Regions from separate parts of the Mus musculus genome. Here region 2 is linked to region 1. A link is a loop called in an ENCODE intact Hi-C map of the cell type or tissue named here. Cell type or tissue: heart. All regions are shown on one strand.

What was found. Peaks named below come from ENCODE experiments on the same cell type or tissue, not always from the same donor. Only the 100,000 strongest peaks of a DNase experiment are listed, where the experiment ranks them.
Region 2: a loop joins it to region 1, with 4 times the contacts of the local background. A loop is called at or near these places in 7 of 42 quality-filtered maps.

Annotation. Positions count from the first base shown.
Region 1 is chr5:132,112,743-132,120,742 of GRCm38, reverse strand. The region is part of intron 2 of Auts2 (autism susceptibility candidate 2); the gene reads left to right. Among named protein-coding and RNA genes, the nearest start is that of 4930563F08Rik, 240 kb to the right of the region's middle. In heart, CTCF peaks have their summits at 4,920 (motif pointing left), 5,639 (motif pointing right) and 7,009 (motif pointing right); a DNase peak (open chromatin) is centred at 6,012.
Region 2 is chr5:134,002,110-134,010,109 of GRCm38, reverse strand. No RefSeq gene overlaps it. Among named protein-coding and RNA genes, the nearest start is that of Gm40340, 45 kb to the left of the region's middle. In heart, a CTCF peak has its summit at 3,149 (motif pointing right); a DNase peak (open chromatin) is centred at 3,209; H3K4me3 peaks cover 593 bases; H3K27ac peaks cover 391 bases; H3K27me3 peaks cover 1,409 bases.

The sequences.
Region 1 (8,000 bases):
CCCACACACCTATGGTCACTTGATCTTCGACAAGGGAGCTAAAACCATCCAGTGGAAGAAAGACAGCATTTTCAACAATTGGTGCTGGCACAACTGGTTGTTATCATGTAGAAGAATGCGAATCGATCCATACTTATCTCCTTGTACTAAGGTCAAATCTAAGTGGATCAAGGAACTTCACATAAAACCAGAGACACTGAAACTTATAGAGGAGAAAGTGGGGAAAAGCCTTGAAGATATGGGTACAGGGGAAAGATTCCTGAACAGAACAGCAATGGCTTGCTCTGTAAGATCGAGAATTGACAAATGGGACCTAATGAAACTCCAAAGTTTCTGCAAGGCAAAAGACACCGTCAATAGGACAAAAAGACCACCAACAGATTGGGAAAGGATCTTTACCTATCCTAAATCAGATAGGGGACTAATATCCAACATATATAAAGAACTCAAGAAGGTGGACTTCAGAAAATCAAATCACCCAATTAAAAAATGGGGCTCAGAACTGAACAAAGAATTCTCACCTGAGGAATACCGAATGGCAGAGAAGCACCTGAAAAAATGCTCAACATCCTTAATCATCAGGGAAATGCAAATCAAAACAACCCTGAGATTCCACCTCACACCAGTCAGAATGGCTAAGATCAAAAATTCAGGTGACAGCAGATGCTGGCGTGGATGTGGAGAAAGAGGAACACTCCTCCATTGTTGGTGGGATTGCAGGCTTGTACAACCACTCTGGAGATCAGTCTGGCGGTTCCTCAGAAAACTGGATATAGTACTACCGGAGGATCCAGCAATACCTCTCCTGGGCATATATCCAGAAGATGCCCCAACTGGTAAGAAGGACACATGCTCCACTATGTTCATAGCAGCCTTATTTATAATAGCCAGAAGCTGGAAGGAACCCAGATGCCCCTCAACAGAGGAATGGATACAGAAGATGTGGTACATCTACACAATGGAGTACTACTCAGCTATTAAAAAGAATGAATTTATGAAATTCCTGGCCAAATGGATGGACCTGGAGGGCATCATCCTGAGTGAGGTAACACATTCACAAAGGAACTCACACAATATGTACTCACTGATAAGTGGATATTAGCCCAAAACCTAAGATACCCAAGATATAAGATACAATTTCCTAAACACATGAAACTCAAGAAAAATGAAGACTGAAGTGTGAACACTATGCCCCTCCTTAGAAGTGGGAGCAAAACACCCTTGGAAGGAGTTACAGAGACAAAGTTTGGAGTTGAGATAAAAGGATGGACCATGTAGACACTACCATATCCGGGGATCCATCCCATAATCAGCTTCCAAATGCTGACACCATTGCATACACTAGCAAGATTATGCTGAAAGGACCCTGATATAGCTGTCTCTTGTCAGAGTATGCCTGGGCCTAGCAAACATAGAAGTGGATGCTCACAGTCGGCTATTGGATGGATCACATGGCCCCCAATGAAGGAGCTAGAGAAAGTACCAAAGAAGCTAAAGGGATCTGCAACGCTATAGGTGGAACAACATTATGAACTAACCAGTACCCCGGAGCTCTTGACTCTAGCTGCATATGCATCAAAAGATGGCCTAGTCGGCCATCACTGGAAAGAGAGGCCCATTGGACACGCAAACTTTATATGCCCCAGTACAGGGGAACGCCAGGGCCATAAAAGGGGAGTGGGTGGGTAGGGGAGAAGGGGTGGGTGGCTATGGGGGACTTTTGGTATAGCATTGCAAATGTAAATGAGCGAAATACCTAATAAAAAATGGAAAAAAAAAAAAAAAAGAAAAAAAAAAAAAAAAAAAAGATGGCCTAGTCGGCCATCACTGGAAAGAGAGGCCCATTGGACTTGCAAACTTTATATGCCCCAGTACAGGGGAACGCCAGGGCCAAAAAAAATGGGAGTGGGTGGGTAGGGGAGTGGGGGGGGAGGGTATGGGGGACTTTTGGGATAGCATTGGAAATGTAATTGAGGAAAATACGTAATAAATAAATAAATAAATGAATTAAAAAAAAAAAAAAAAAAAAAAAAATAATACATCATGCTTATTAGGCTTTTGGTTAGATGAATATGTATCACTGCTCTTGCCAACAATTAGGCAAAGGGTTGCAAAGTAAGAGATAATTTGTTTCCAATCTGTAACTGTTTAACTGTGTATACATATTGAACTTATAACATCACCATGCATAACTTAACATATCCAATGAAAAATTATTAAAAAGTAATTTGAGGCCGGGCAGTGGTGGCACACGCCTTTAATCTCAGCACTTGGGAGGCAGAGGTAGGCAGATTTCTGAGTTTGAGTCCAGCCTGGTCTACAGAGTGAGTTCCATGACAGCTAGGGCTACACAGATACACAGAGAAACCCTGTTTTGAAAAAGAAAAAAAAAGTAATCATGTGAATAATGCTTTAAATTAGGTATAGTTTAAAAATAGAATGGTCTGTTCCTTTATATAAAACATTAGAATTAGCTGTCATATTGTTCCAATGGAGGATCCATTTCTAAGCAGCTGTGTTACTTTTGTAAGGTGACCTAACTTTTCTGACTCAATTTCCATCTTTGTCTTATTTTATATTTATTTTAAATTTTATATATATATTTGTGTGGAAGAGTGTGTGTATGTAAATACAGTCCTCACAGAAGGTAGGAGAGGGTTTCAGAGCCCCTAGAGGCATAGTTATAATTGGTTATGAGCTGCCTGACATGTGTAGTGGGTAACAAAGTCTGGTCCTCTGAAAGAACAGCAGCACTCTGCTGAGTCATCTCCTCGGTGTCTGTCCTCATATGTAAAATGCACTTGAGCTACCCATAAACCTTTTGATTATTATAAAAGCTGGTATACATATGGAGAGGCTGCTGCCTGGCAGGTGATCTCTCAGCTTTGCCTTTGTTGATGTTGTTTATATCATTGCCATTTAGCTTCTCTGTAATGACACTTCTGTACAAGTGGGACCCATACTCTAACAGTCAATACATGCGCCAGTGTTTTCAGATTCTGATCATCACTCAATTTTAATAATTTTGTTTTGATTTTCTTTTGATTGTTTTTTATGCAGGGACTTATGTATCTCCTTCTGGCATAGGTGAGGATGACCCTGAACTCTTGATCTTCCTGACTTGTGACATGTACATGAGTGACATGTATACCTCCAGTGTGCATGTACCATTATGCCTGGTTCATGCATAGTAAGAAAACGGTCTTAACAACTGAATACCTCACCTGGCCTTTGCTTTTCTCTTCCTCCTCCTCCTCTTCCTCTTCCTCTCCCTCCTCTTCCTTTTCCTCTTCCTCCTCCTTCTCCTCTTCTTCTTCTTCCTCCTCCTCCTCCTCCTCTTTCAATATGTAGTTGTGTTTATGTACTTGCATGCAGTGTTACATGTGTTCAGGTATGTATAAAGATGGGTGTCTAGCCCCAAAGTTAAGTCCAATGTCTTCCTTGGTCATTCTCCAAGTTTATTTTTGAAGTAAGTTCGTTCACTGAAGCCAGACCTCAGTGGTTATAAAACCTGGCTAGCCATCTTCTCCAGGAGTCTTATCTCTACCTCTTTCATGGTCTTCCATGCCCATCCAACTTTTTAATGTCCGTTATCAATAGCTAAAGTCTTGTTTGCTTACTTATAGATAGGTATCTAAGTGGGTTAGAGAACTTTCCCTTTATGTATCCTACAGTTTAAAATCTTCTAGTCAGTTCATTGTGTGTTTCATGTGAGTGTAATTCAAGGGAGAACTGATTGTTTAAGGTATTGATTTTCCCTAATTCAGTGTGATAATTTATTTACTCTTTATCCAGTGCTTGCCAAGTGCCAAATCCATTCTTGTCAGACACTGAGAAGCAACGCTCATCTCTTCTTTTAAGGAGCTCCCAATACAGTCTTTAAGTGAATCCTGAAGAAATCAGTTGCAATGCCAGCAAAGGAATGCTTCAATAACAGTGCAGATGAACTTGATAGCAAGAGTTGCTAGCACTCAGGCAAAGAGCTGAAGGTGTCTTCTTCCATGTCAGTTATGTTTATGTGGGCTGCCAGTAGAAGGATGGCTGAGATTTAGGGTGGGTCTTTTCACCTAAATTGATTCAGTCAAGAAAGTCCCTGACCCGAGTGCCCAGCTTCTTGGGTTGTATCTGACAACCAAGATGAGGCATCATTAGGAGGTGTTCCTTAGGGGCTACTCACCTTGCCTTTTGGAGTAGGGTTTCACTGGGAATAGTGCTGTCCTAATTAGCCCAGGCAGGCTGGTCAGGAAGCCCACGGGATCATCTTGTGTTCCTTTCCCCTGTGTTAGATGAGGAGCATTCAGCACCCTGCTTAACTTCCTGTGGGTGCTAGAGATTGAGCTCAGGTTCTCATGCTTGCAAGGCAAGCACTGTCCCAGCCCTAAAAAGGTGAGTTTTAAAACAGCCCATTACAGATGTGCTTTCTTGAACTCGAACACAATACGCGTATGTTCAAAATAAACTACATATTTAAAAAACAAAAGAAAAGAAAAGAAACCTAAGATTTCACTGACCTTTGAGGACAGCTTGGTACAGCGATCTGTCTGTGTTTAAATTTCTCTGTCACCGCTTGCTGCAGAGAACAGTTTAGGACAGGCAAATATCAAGCCGTGGTCACATATTCCATGGGGTAGTGGAACAGAGTGAGCTTGTATCTGAAGCAGCTGCAGTCACCTCTGAGCCTTTCTCTGTCATCCCACCTGGAAGGTAGCAATCACTGGTTATTGTGCACAATTAAAAGGATGATTATATCCATTTTCTGAAGCTAGTTATCCAGGTAGCCCTTTTCAGTGACCTGTGAGAAGGTATGGTATCCCCATTCACCTTTCTAAGCTGTACAAGAAATGGGATATATAAATTAGCTTCCTCTGGTGATGAAACTGCAGTTCTCCGCGAAAGAAAAACAGGTTCGTAGCACCATCTACAGGCTACTGAAGAGGAAAACTTCTGCTTAGCTCCTAGATTCAAAGACTGGTGGAGAGGGGCATAGAAAGAAGAAAACCACACTGTCTCTCTTAAATGTATTAACTGTAAATGTTGTCATGTGTATTTTTCTTTTTGTTACCCCCTATGCATATGTCTCTCTGTGTCTGAGGTTAAAATGCTGATCTAGTAGGGTCTATGTTTTTCATTAGCATCTGGGGGTTTATTCTTGTTTGTAGATTTCCCCCCCTTACATTCATCCTGTCAATATGGAGTTAGTTCAGTCCGCAGCAGGTTCCTCCTAACTATGTTATGTTATGAGACCCAAGGAATGAAGCCAGCCACCCGTGTACCTTATATCTCTGCTCCTCGTGTACTCAAAGAATGCGTTGTATCATCTATATCCTTTTTTCAGGGAAAAGTAAATACAGACAGTTTTGGTTGCTTTTATGTGTGCTTATTTGCTATTTACCTTTAAAAAAAACAAAAAACAAAAAAAGCTCTATCAGGCAGGCATCAGAGTCAGTGTGATTCCCGAGTCTGTCCTCAAGGTTGTATGATTTTGTAGTCAATGGCCCAGGGCTTGAATAATTTTCAACATGAAAGGATCTGGAAAACTTGTCTTTTAGATGTTAACAGGGAAAGTTTTGCATTTTTTTGCTGTTTTTTTGGGTCTGTCTGTAAGTGTATGCCATGTGCATGCAGTTGCTCTTAGAGTCCAGAAGAGGGCGTCAGATCCTGTGGCGCTGGATTAGTGATGTTGTTGGGAGGGGCTCCATACAGGTCCTGTTGAGCAGACTTCGTACCCAGGGTGTTTGCAAGAGCAGCAAGTACAGCAATTGTCTGCAACCACCCAGCCATTTCTCTAACCCGGAAGTAATATTCTAATATCCAGGGATGTGAGTCAGTTTGTCTTTTTTGTTTATTTCTTTTGTTGACAGTAAGCTAGCCATGTTATTTTTGTCAACCTAGGATATATTCTTGGATTCTTTCAAGGACGGTGTTATACAATGTTTGTGCTACTGTTCCAAATAGCCTCTGAGAGGCTCCACCCAGCAGCTGACTCGGACAGACAGACACTCACAGCCAAACAGTTGATGGAGCTCTGGGACTCTTGTGGCAGAATAGGAGGAGGGATAGCTAGCCGCAAAGAGAAGAGAGACTCCAGAGGAGGATCAACAGAGTCAAGAAACCTGAACCCTTGGGGCTCTCAGTGTCTGAACTACCAACCAAAAAACATGCACATAGGTAGCAGATTACAGTTTGGTTTTCATATGGGTCCTGAATAACTGGAGGGGGGCTATCCCAAAAGCTGTTGCCTATACATGAGATGTGTTCTTCTAGCTGGGCTGCCTTGTCTGGCCTCAGTAGGAGAGGATGCACTTAGCCCCTCCAAGACTTGAAAGGTCGGGGGATACCAAGTGGGTCCACACCTGCTCAGAGGAGGAGGGGAGAGGGTGGAGGAATGATCATGGAAGGGGGTAACTGGTAAGGGGGCAGTAAGCATGATGTAAAGGAAATAAGTAAAAAAAAAAGAAGATGATGAAGAAAGAAAGAAAGAAAGAAAGAAAGAAAAAGAAAGAAAAGGAAAGGAACAAAGAATTTATTTAAAGAACCTTTGTGGGTTGACTTAGTAAATAATACACCCTCTTGTCAACTGACGCTTTATTCTTTTGTAATTTAATAACTTGTTACAGTTTTTGGAACACTGGAGAAATCAAGTCTTCAATAAATCATTCAATAGTACATGAGTCTTCCTCACAAATATTGAGCATACATTTTTAAAAAGTGTAGAATTTTACCCCCAAAATGTCATATTTAGAACTAAGAAGCCTAGAGTCACTACATAGTATAAAAAAAGAAAGCATGGTAAATGGCTTCAGAGTTCTTATAGCTCAGTTACTCTTGGATTATGCTAATTGAAAAGTTATAAAATGGTATTAAAAAAATAACGCGTGAAGAATTATGCATGAAACACTAGGGCATTTTTCTGAAGGAGAAAAGAAAGCAGTCATTCTCACACCAGCAGAGGTTCAACACAAGGTTCTGGCTGGAAATTCCACGGCTCCTATTTCTCCCTGTTTTTCTTGCACCAGATGGCACTGTTTAGTTCTCTTTTGCAGCCTTGTTCTGGAACTTTCTGTGGGAGAATCTGTTTCAGTCCAGGCTCACCAGTGACACCTCCTATATCCCACATGAGGCCTTTGTGGATGCTTGAGAGAGGCCTTGACTCATGTGTAGCTGTGTCTCGCAGGACCCACGGCAAGCTTGTTAGCAGATCTGAATAAATCCACGGATGGATGGGAGCCTGAATTTTCCTCCCAGAGTTCAGCGGCTGTTTTGATTCCAGACGTCTTACAGTGGTGTGGTTTTTCAGAGTCTTTGCAGGCGGCTCTTATTATCTGATGCATCTTAGATGTATTATATGAGTAAAAGTGTGTCTGTAGTCATACAGACACAATCTTTTTTTATGAAGTCTCTTGGAGCTCTTAAAATGCTCTTTGACATTCGGTAGGACTTCTGTTCCACAGCATCATTGAGTTATATTAGCTTCAGATATTAAAACTCAAAGAACGTTTTGTGCCATTTCTATTTATTCCTAGGGCTGGTTTATAAAGAAATTACTGCAGACCTTTGATGTCACTGTGTCTGAGGCTAGCTGTTCTATCTCCTCCTTGCTACTGCTGTCAGTACAGTATGCCTTCAGGAAAGCAGCCTCAGCTCACTCCTTAATAAGAATGCCAGTATCGCACTGTGGTCCCTCCCCTTCCTGATTCTTTATAAGCATATTATTTTGAGGTGTTTTTTCTTTTTAGACTTTATTAAATGCTGATGAATGTTTTTGCTCGTCTGTATGTCTGACTCCACTAGGTCTGAACGGGTCAGAAGAGGGCATTGACTTCCCTGGAAATGGAGTTTCACTTGGTTGTGAGCCTCCATGTAGGTGTTGAGAATTGAACTTGGGTCCTTTGTAAGAATCCGTACTCTAACCTCCTGAGCCATCTCTCCCACTCCTATTTTACTTATTTTAGTGTGTGTGTGTGTGTGCGCGCGCTGCACGCATGTGTGCATGTGTAGAT
Region 2 (8,000 bases), 1.9 Mb before region 1:
TGTTGGGGGGGGGGGTGCTACCTCCATCAAACAAATGCCGAGCTCTGCCGTGCCGCCGTCGCGCTGTGATCTTTCCATCTATTCAAAACGGCACTGAATGCTGTGATTTATTAGTGGTAGCCCGGAGAGGAGGAGGAGATCCAGAGAAAAATCAAAAAAATATGCAGACAGTCGGCTTCCAGACAGGCAGAGCGTAAGTGGAAAGATTTTTGTGTTACTTTATTTTCTTTGATTAGCATGTAAGGATTGGATTTATTAGCAGAGTATAGTGTTTTATTTGAACTCATACACCCAGCTTTCTCCCCTCCCTCTTTCTCTGTCTCTCTCCTTACTGCTCCCACCCATGTATGTATGTGTGTGTGTGTGTGTGTGTGTGCACATGTGCACATGTGCCCGAGGTTGACATTAGGTTTTTCTCAATTGTACTCCACTTGGTCTATTAAGGCAAGCTTTCCCACTTGGATCTAAAGCTCACAGATTTAGCTAGTTTAGTTAGCCACTTTGCCCCAGGCATCCTATCTCCACCTCTTCTGCACCGAGAATATGCTACACCCATCTGATATTCACAAGGGAGCTGGGGGGTCCAAACTCCAGTTCTCATGGTTTTATGGCGGGTGAGTGCTTTGCTCACTGAGCCACCCCAACAGTCCCCTTGGTTATGAGACAGGGTCTCCCTGTGAAGCACAGGCTAGCCTCAAACTCACGGTCCTTCTGTCCCAGGCTTCCAATGCACCTAGCCCCCTCCCTTTCTTTTACTGTCTCTTTCTTCTCTTTCCTTCACTCTTCCATCTCCCTCTTTTGAAAATTTGCTATTCTGCCCTTTCCCCACCCCCCATCCCCCAGGATCTCATATAGCCCAGGTTGGCCTCATACTTGCCATGTAGCTCAGGCTGGCCTTGAACTCCTGATGCTCCTGCCACAGCCCCTCAAGGACTGGGATTATAAGTGTGCACCATCATGCCTCACTTCCTGGTCTGTATTACCGGAGCCTTTGAACTCCTATCTTCTTGCTCTTTTTAAAGTCCATCATGGCTTATTACAGTCGTGTCTCTGAGGCCTTGAACCCCAGAACTTAGTCCTTCTGTCCAGCTATAGTCCCAAATTCCCTCAGCCTCTAGTATTACTACTGTAGTCCTAGCATTGCTGGGTGTTGTAGCTACACTGGTGATGTAGTTTTCCTTAGGCCATCCCTGCTCCCATCAGCTCCTCCCCTGCACTTCTCCTCAGGAAGAGTCATGCAAACACTCTCCCAGCTTCCTCTCCTGCTACCCTTGAGTCTGCTGAGGTCTCACAGCATCCCCATTAGAACTGTAGCCCTTGCAGGGGTAGCTGGTTCACTCAGCTGTTGCAATCCTCTCTCTGAGAAGTTTTGGACCTGTGTATTCCTTGTCTAGGTCTGAATGGGGTGGTGGTGGTCTAATCCCATAGGCACAGAAGAGTTAAGGTGCCAGTGGTTGCAGATTTGTGTGTGTGTGTGTACATGCATGTATGCACATGCTCACAAGTGTGCCTCTGTGCATGTGGAGGCCAGAGGCCAAACTCAGGTGCTAATCTACCTTGTTTTTTGAGACAGGTCTCTTATTGGCTTGGAAACCTCCAAGTAGGCTTGGCTGGCTGGTCAATGGGCCCTGGGGTTGCATCCATCCCTACCTCTCAAGCATGCGCATTCCTAAAGCCCAATTTTCTTTCTTCTTCTTCTTCTTTTGTTGTTGTCTCCCTAGCTCCTCTATTGCAGTTTAACACCTCAACACCTCAACTCAACTAACTTTCTAACTCTTCATCTCTAAACCTGCTCTTTCTGCAGCGGTCCTCATTCCTTTAGTAAGAGGTTGAACCTTGTGGTGCCTCTGTCTGAGAGTCTCAGAGGCCTTCTTAGTAGCTCCTTTTGCTCAGCGCACCACAGTCAGGATGTCAGCGCCATGGCCACAGATCACCATCTGAAGAGCTGCCACCTGGTCTCACCCTCACCTTTTTTTTTTTGTCAGGACCACTTAAATTGTGTCTCCGCGTGATCCTGTGGCTTGACCCCCTGTCTGCTTGGCTCATTTCTCTCTCTTTCTTTTCTTTTCCTTTTTCTTTTCTTTTCTTTTTTCTTTTCTTTTCTCTTTCTTTCTTTCTTTCTTTCTTTCTTTCTTTCTTTCTCTCTCTCCTTCCCTCCCTCCCTCCCTCCCTCCCTTCTTTCTTTCTTCTTTCTTTCTCTCTTTCTCTCTCTCTTTCTTTCTTTCTTTCTTTCTTTCTTTCTTTCTTTCTTTCTTTCTTCCTTCCTTCCTTCCTTCCTTCCTTCCTTCCTTTCTTTCTTTCTTTCTTTCTTTCTTTCTTTCTTTCTTTCTTTCTTTCTTTCTTTCAATTTTGCAGTGTGAGGATGGGCTCACAGGCCTTTGAGTCAAAGACTCTAACCCACTAAGCTCCATCTCAGCCCAAAGTCACAAGCCCAGCACAGAGCTCCACCCCCAGTTCAGAGCCCACCTCCAGCCTAGTGCTCTACCCCCAGTTCAGAGCTCCCACTCAGAGCTCCATTTGCAGCCCAGTGCTCCACCCTTTATTCAGAGTTCCACCTCTGTCCAGAGCTCCACCCATCCAGAGTTCAACCTCTACCTCAGAGCTCCACCCAATCCCAGAGCTCCACCCAATCCCAGAGCTAAACCCAATCCCAGAGCTCCACCCAATCCCAGAGCTCCACCCAATCCCAGAGCTCCACCTCTACCTCAGAGCTCCACCCAATCCCAGAGCTAAACCCCCAGCCTTGTGCTCCACTCCCAATTCAGAGAGCTCCTCCCACCCATTCCAGAACTCCGCCCTTAGCCTAGAGCCCCACCCCCAGCCTAGTGCTCCACCCAGTCTAGACCTCCACTTCGGCCTAGAGATCCACCGCAGCCCAGGCAGGATCTTTCATGTCAGCCCTTTGGATCCTTATCAGAGGGTGAGGCCTCACATCCTAGGCCCCAAGCAGTTCATTCCTTTTTCCTCTCAGAGTCCAGGTTCTTGATTACCTGCTCAGGGATCCTAGAAATCCCACGTGGGAATTAGGACCTCGCTCCACAACTCCTACTGCACATGTAGGTAGTGAGGTCACACCTCAGGCAGCCAACAACTGCCTCCAGATAGCCTTCAGAAAGCTTAAGGCATCGCGGTACAATACGCAGCTTTGACCAGTAGATGGCACTGTGGTTGTTTCCAAAAGGCAGCTGAGGCTTTTGGAGAAAGAAAATGTCCAAATGGCAGCAACAGCTGCACTCCGAACCCTGCAGGGAGCTTTCAAAAGCATTAACCCCTGAGTGGTAGGGAAGCAGGAGCTGGAGGCAGGGGGGGGATCTTAACTCCCGGAGGCCAGGCCAGAGGAGCAAGGGGCAAGCGGAGGCAGGAGAAAGCAAACTGCAGGGTGCCCTTTCTTAGGGACAGCCAGGGGCTCAGTTAGCCCAGGGGTGGGGTTTGGAGCCACTCTGGCACTCCGTTGGGGGGTGGTTTTCTAGAGATGAATGCAGCTGGGAGCCCCGTGCTGACTGTGTGAGATTGCCCTGCAGTTTCTTTTTAGTAACCACTTTGGGCCACTAATTTAAATCGTGGCTCCTCTACCCGTGAAGGCCAGGAACATTTCTTCTTCGTTTGTGTTGGTTTTTCAGAATACCCGACAAGTGTCAGATGCCTTAGAAATAGTTGTTGAACCAATGCCTAATTGATTAGATAGATAAATAAATTTTGGATTTGGGGGTGGTGGTGGTGAGGAAATTGAACCTTTCCCTTTGTTGAGAATTGAACCCAGGACCTCCTGTGTGTTAGGTAAGTGCTCTGTCAATGAGTTTCGGTCCTGAGAGTCAGCACCCTCCCCTCCCCCCATGCCCTACCTCAGGAAACAATGGCATTAAGGATCTTGCTTATTTGGTACAGGGTTTGTTGACTACGCTGGAAGCCCTAGGTTTCATCTCCAGCACAGCACAAACAGAGCACTTGGGAGGTGGCAGTAGGAGGTTCAGAAGTTCAAGGTCATCCTCCACTACTCCCGCAGTTCAAGGCCAGTCTGGAGTTTCTGAGACCCTGACTCATAGATAACTAAGTACATTTTACAAATTAAAAAAAAAAATTAGTGATGGGGGTTGGGGTGATGGCACAGTGGTTACAATGCTTGTCGTGCAAGCTGGAGGACCAGAGGTTGGATCCTAAGGACCCATGGAATGACAGGTGGGTGTGGCAGGTGGGTGTGGCGGCTTGCCTGTAAACCCAGCCTCTGAATTTAGAGATGGAGGAGCCAGGGAGCAAACTGGCTAGAGAGGAAACCAGCTCTATCAGTGAGCTCTGGGTTTAGCTGAGAGATTAGGCCTCAAGAAGAATAAGAGAAAGGATTGGGGAATATTTCACATATCAGTCTTGGGCCACACACACACACACACACACACACACACACACACACAAGCTTACACATATATATGAACATGCATGCACACCCCACATACACATGAAAAGAAAACAATAATAATAATGACAAACAACAGGACTCCCTGTTTGTGGTGCTACATGCCTTATAATCCCTGTAGGTTGGGAAGCGGAGGCAGGAGGATGTTCACCATTCTAGGCCACCATGGCCTACATAATGACATGTCTCAACAACAGGCATAAGCCCAGACAGGGAATTTCAAATGTCTGCCTTGGTGTCTTTCAGTGCTGACCCTCTCGACGGCATCCATTGCAGTACCAAGAGCTAGCCAAAACTCCTTCCCCACATCACATCTCCATACATCTGTCAAATCTGTGCTTCTCAATTCCCTCGGATCCATATTCATCCTTCTTTAGCAATTTATCTCTATCACATCCTCCTTTGAATTAAAAGGATTTAGTGGCTCATTCTGTCTTCCAGCTAGATGGGGTTATGTTAGGATCTCAGTTCAGGTCACCCAGGCAATATGGCAGCCATTATGGGCCAACTCCTTAAAGGGTCTTTAAAGAAAACACAATTAAGGCTGACAGCATTTTCTAAAGAGGGCACACCTATCTATGTCCCTTTACATCATTTTTCTTACTTTCTTTTTCTTTTTTTGTTCTAGTGCTGGGGATGGAACCTAGGACCTTGTACATGTTAGATAAGAGTTCTGTTGCTAAGCCACGCCCCCAGCCCCTCACTGCGGGATTCTAGTTAGGAGTTCTGCCACTTAACCACATTCCCAGATGGCCATAAGTGAATTTTAGGTTAAGTGCCTTACCATTGAACCATACCCCTCAGACATGTTGTTCTATTCATACATTAGAAGAAAGGAACACAGACTTGGACACTGCAATACTGCAGTGATAAGTACCTGAGGTAAACACATTGGTTTAGGAAGCTACTCTCACATCTGCAGCTCAGAAAGTAGAGAGAATGGAGCAGAAGTGAGACAAAGTGGTAGCCCTCATAGACCCTCCCCTAACAGCTTTAGGAGGGGCCATGTTATCTTGTTAGCTTCAGGAACTTATTATTGAGACTTGTGTGTTGTTTACTTCCTGAGTTCTATGAGCCTCACTTGCTCCTTCCTGGAAGGAAAGAAAGTGAAAGCAGTTCCTACTCTGAGGAAATGTCATTATAGCAGGGGAAAAGGACAGGATATGATTCGTGGCTAAAGTAAAATGAACAATAATTAAGGCCAGTGTCTAGAAACTCATAGTAACAAAGACACCTAGTTAAGAAGGACCTTGGAGACTACTTGATTTGTGCTCCAAGTTTTACAGCTGGAGAAAATTGAGGCTTAGCCAAATTAAGTCAACTATGATAGGTCCCCCAGCTCTGAAGCTGCATGCCTAGTTCCTAACATGGTGTTTGACCTATTTTCTACACAGCTATACACAAGAGCTGGGAGAGAAGACAGGTGCTAGAGTTGCTGACCTGTAGAGTAGAAGCATCCTTTTCAAGAATAAGATGGGATGACTGCTGATACCTTCGTTCTTCTCAAGCTCCCATGAAGCCCAGGGTAGCCTCTACTTGCTACCCTCAGTTTCCTCATTGTGCTTTGAATGTGAAAATTGTCCCTTAATGGTTTATGTGTTTGAACACGTGCTCCCTACCTTATAGCACACATATGCACACAAACACACAGCTGAATGACTAAATGCAATATAAATATAAAACAGGAGCTGGAGAGGTGGCTCCATTTGTTGTGCAAACATGAAGATCTGAGTTCTAACGCTCAGCACCTATGTAGAAAGGTAGGTATAGCCACATATGTGCTTGCAATACCAGCATAATGGGGTTAGGTTCAGTTGTGGAGACAGAAAAATCATTGGGACTTGTTGGCTGCCAGCCTAGCTTCAGGTTCAACAAGAGGCTCTGTCTCAAGGGAATAACTTGGAGAGTGATGGAGTAGAAACCTAGTGTCCCACCTCTGTCTCCAACACACACACACACACACACACACACACACACACACACACATACACACACCACACAAAGTGTGTAAGGTCATTTCGTCTGTATGTAGGTCTGTGCACCACTTGTGTACCTGGTATCTGAAGGAGCCAGAAGAGGGCATTGGAGTCTCTCAAAGTGGAGTAACAGGCAGTTGTGAGCAACCCTGTGGGTCCTGGGAATTGAACCTGAGTCCTCTGGAAGAGCAACAAGTGATCTTAACCAGAGACCTTTCCAGTCCCCTCATATTTGTGTGTGCATGTGCGTGTACGTATGTGTGTGGTGCATATACACATTACTGTGTGGTGTTCACGTTGAGACCAGAGCAAGACTTTGTGTGTCTTCCTCTATTGCTCACTACCTTGAGGCAGGATTTGCCACTGAAACAGAAGTACATCATTTTAGGTAGGTGGGGTGGCCAGTGAACCTGTCTTCACCTCACTGTTGGGTTACAAGCATTTGCAGCCATTATCTTGATTTTGATGTAGGTATTGGGGATTTGAACTCAGCTCTCCAGGTTCTCATAGTCCTCTACTCCTGTTTCCAGTTAACTACGATTAGTTAGCATTAGTTTCATGATGACTTGTCCTGGTTAGACTTTTGTCATATTGACACAAACAACAGTCATCTAGGAAGAGGGACTTCCATTGACAAAATGCATCCATCAGATTGCTTGTAGGAAAGTCTATGGGGGCATCTCCTTAATTAATAATCGATGTGGGATAGCTCATCCTACCATGAGTGGTGCCCCCTCTGTGCAAGAGGTCCTGGGTGGTACAAAGTAGGCTGAGCAATCCATGGGGAGCAAGCCAGTAAGCAGCACTCGTCCATGGCTTCTGCTTCAGTTCCTGCCTCCAGTTCCTTCAGTGATGGAGTGTGATCCGAGAGTCTTATGATGAAAGAAACCTCCCCCCACCCCCCACCCCCACCCCAGGTTGCCTTTGGTCATGGTGTTTCATCACAGCAGTAGAAAGCAGACTAGGACAGTGATATTTCTATTCACAAGTGTCATTGTGTTCCCCCATGTGGTCCCTGGGCTTTACCAGCCTGAGGCTGGATGCCAGCCTTCATGATGACCTTCGACTCTGGGCTCTTGAGCTCCCTGTGACATTGGGTTCCCTGCTCTGGAGCTGGAGGTAGAGGTGGTTGTAAGCTGCCCCACAGGGGTTCTGGGAACTAAATTCAGGTCCTCTGCCAAACGCCAACTTCTCTTATTTAACTTCTGAGCCTTCTCCTTACTTTCTTCTGTCTCACCATTAGGAGAGTGATGCTTGCCTCTCTGTGGGAAGAGGTAAAGGGTGAAGACTTAGAAAGAAAGCTCAGGATGTCCTCTACATGTCACAAAGTAAGGGGAAGCTTGTTCTGATGGCACAGGGCCCCATCATCCCATTATAGAGTCAGGAGGAACAAAGACTCAGTATGTGCCTGGGTTATAGAGCACATTTTTGGCCAACCTATGTTGGGAATTGGTTCTAATGCTTTGTCTTATTTTGCTCCCCAAAAGCCACTCTTCCAGACCTGAGGGTCCCTTCCCCTAGCTGGTGTCCACTGATAAGAAAAAATTGCCATAAAGCCAATGGCTGGGCAGAAAGACAGAGGCTGGACTTTTAGATTGTTTGGGCAAGGAACTGAG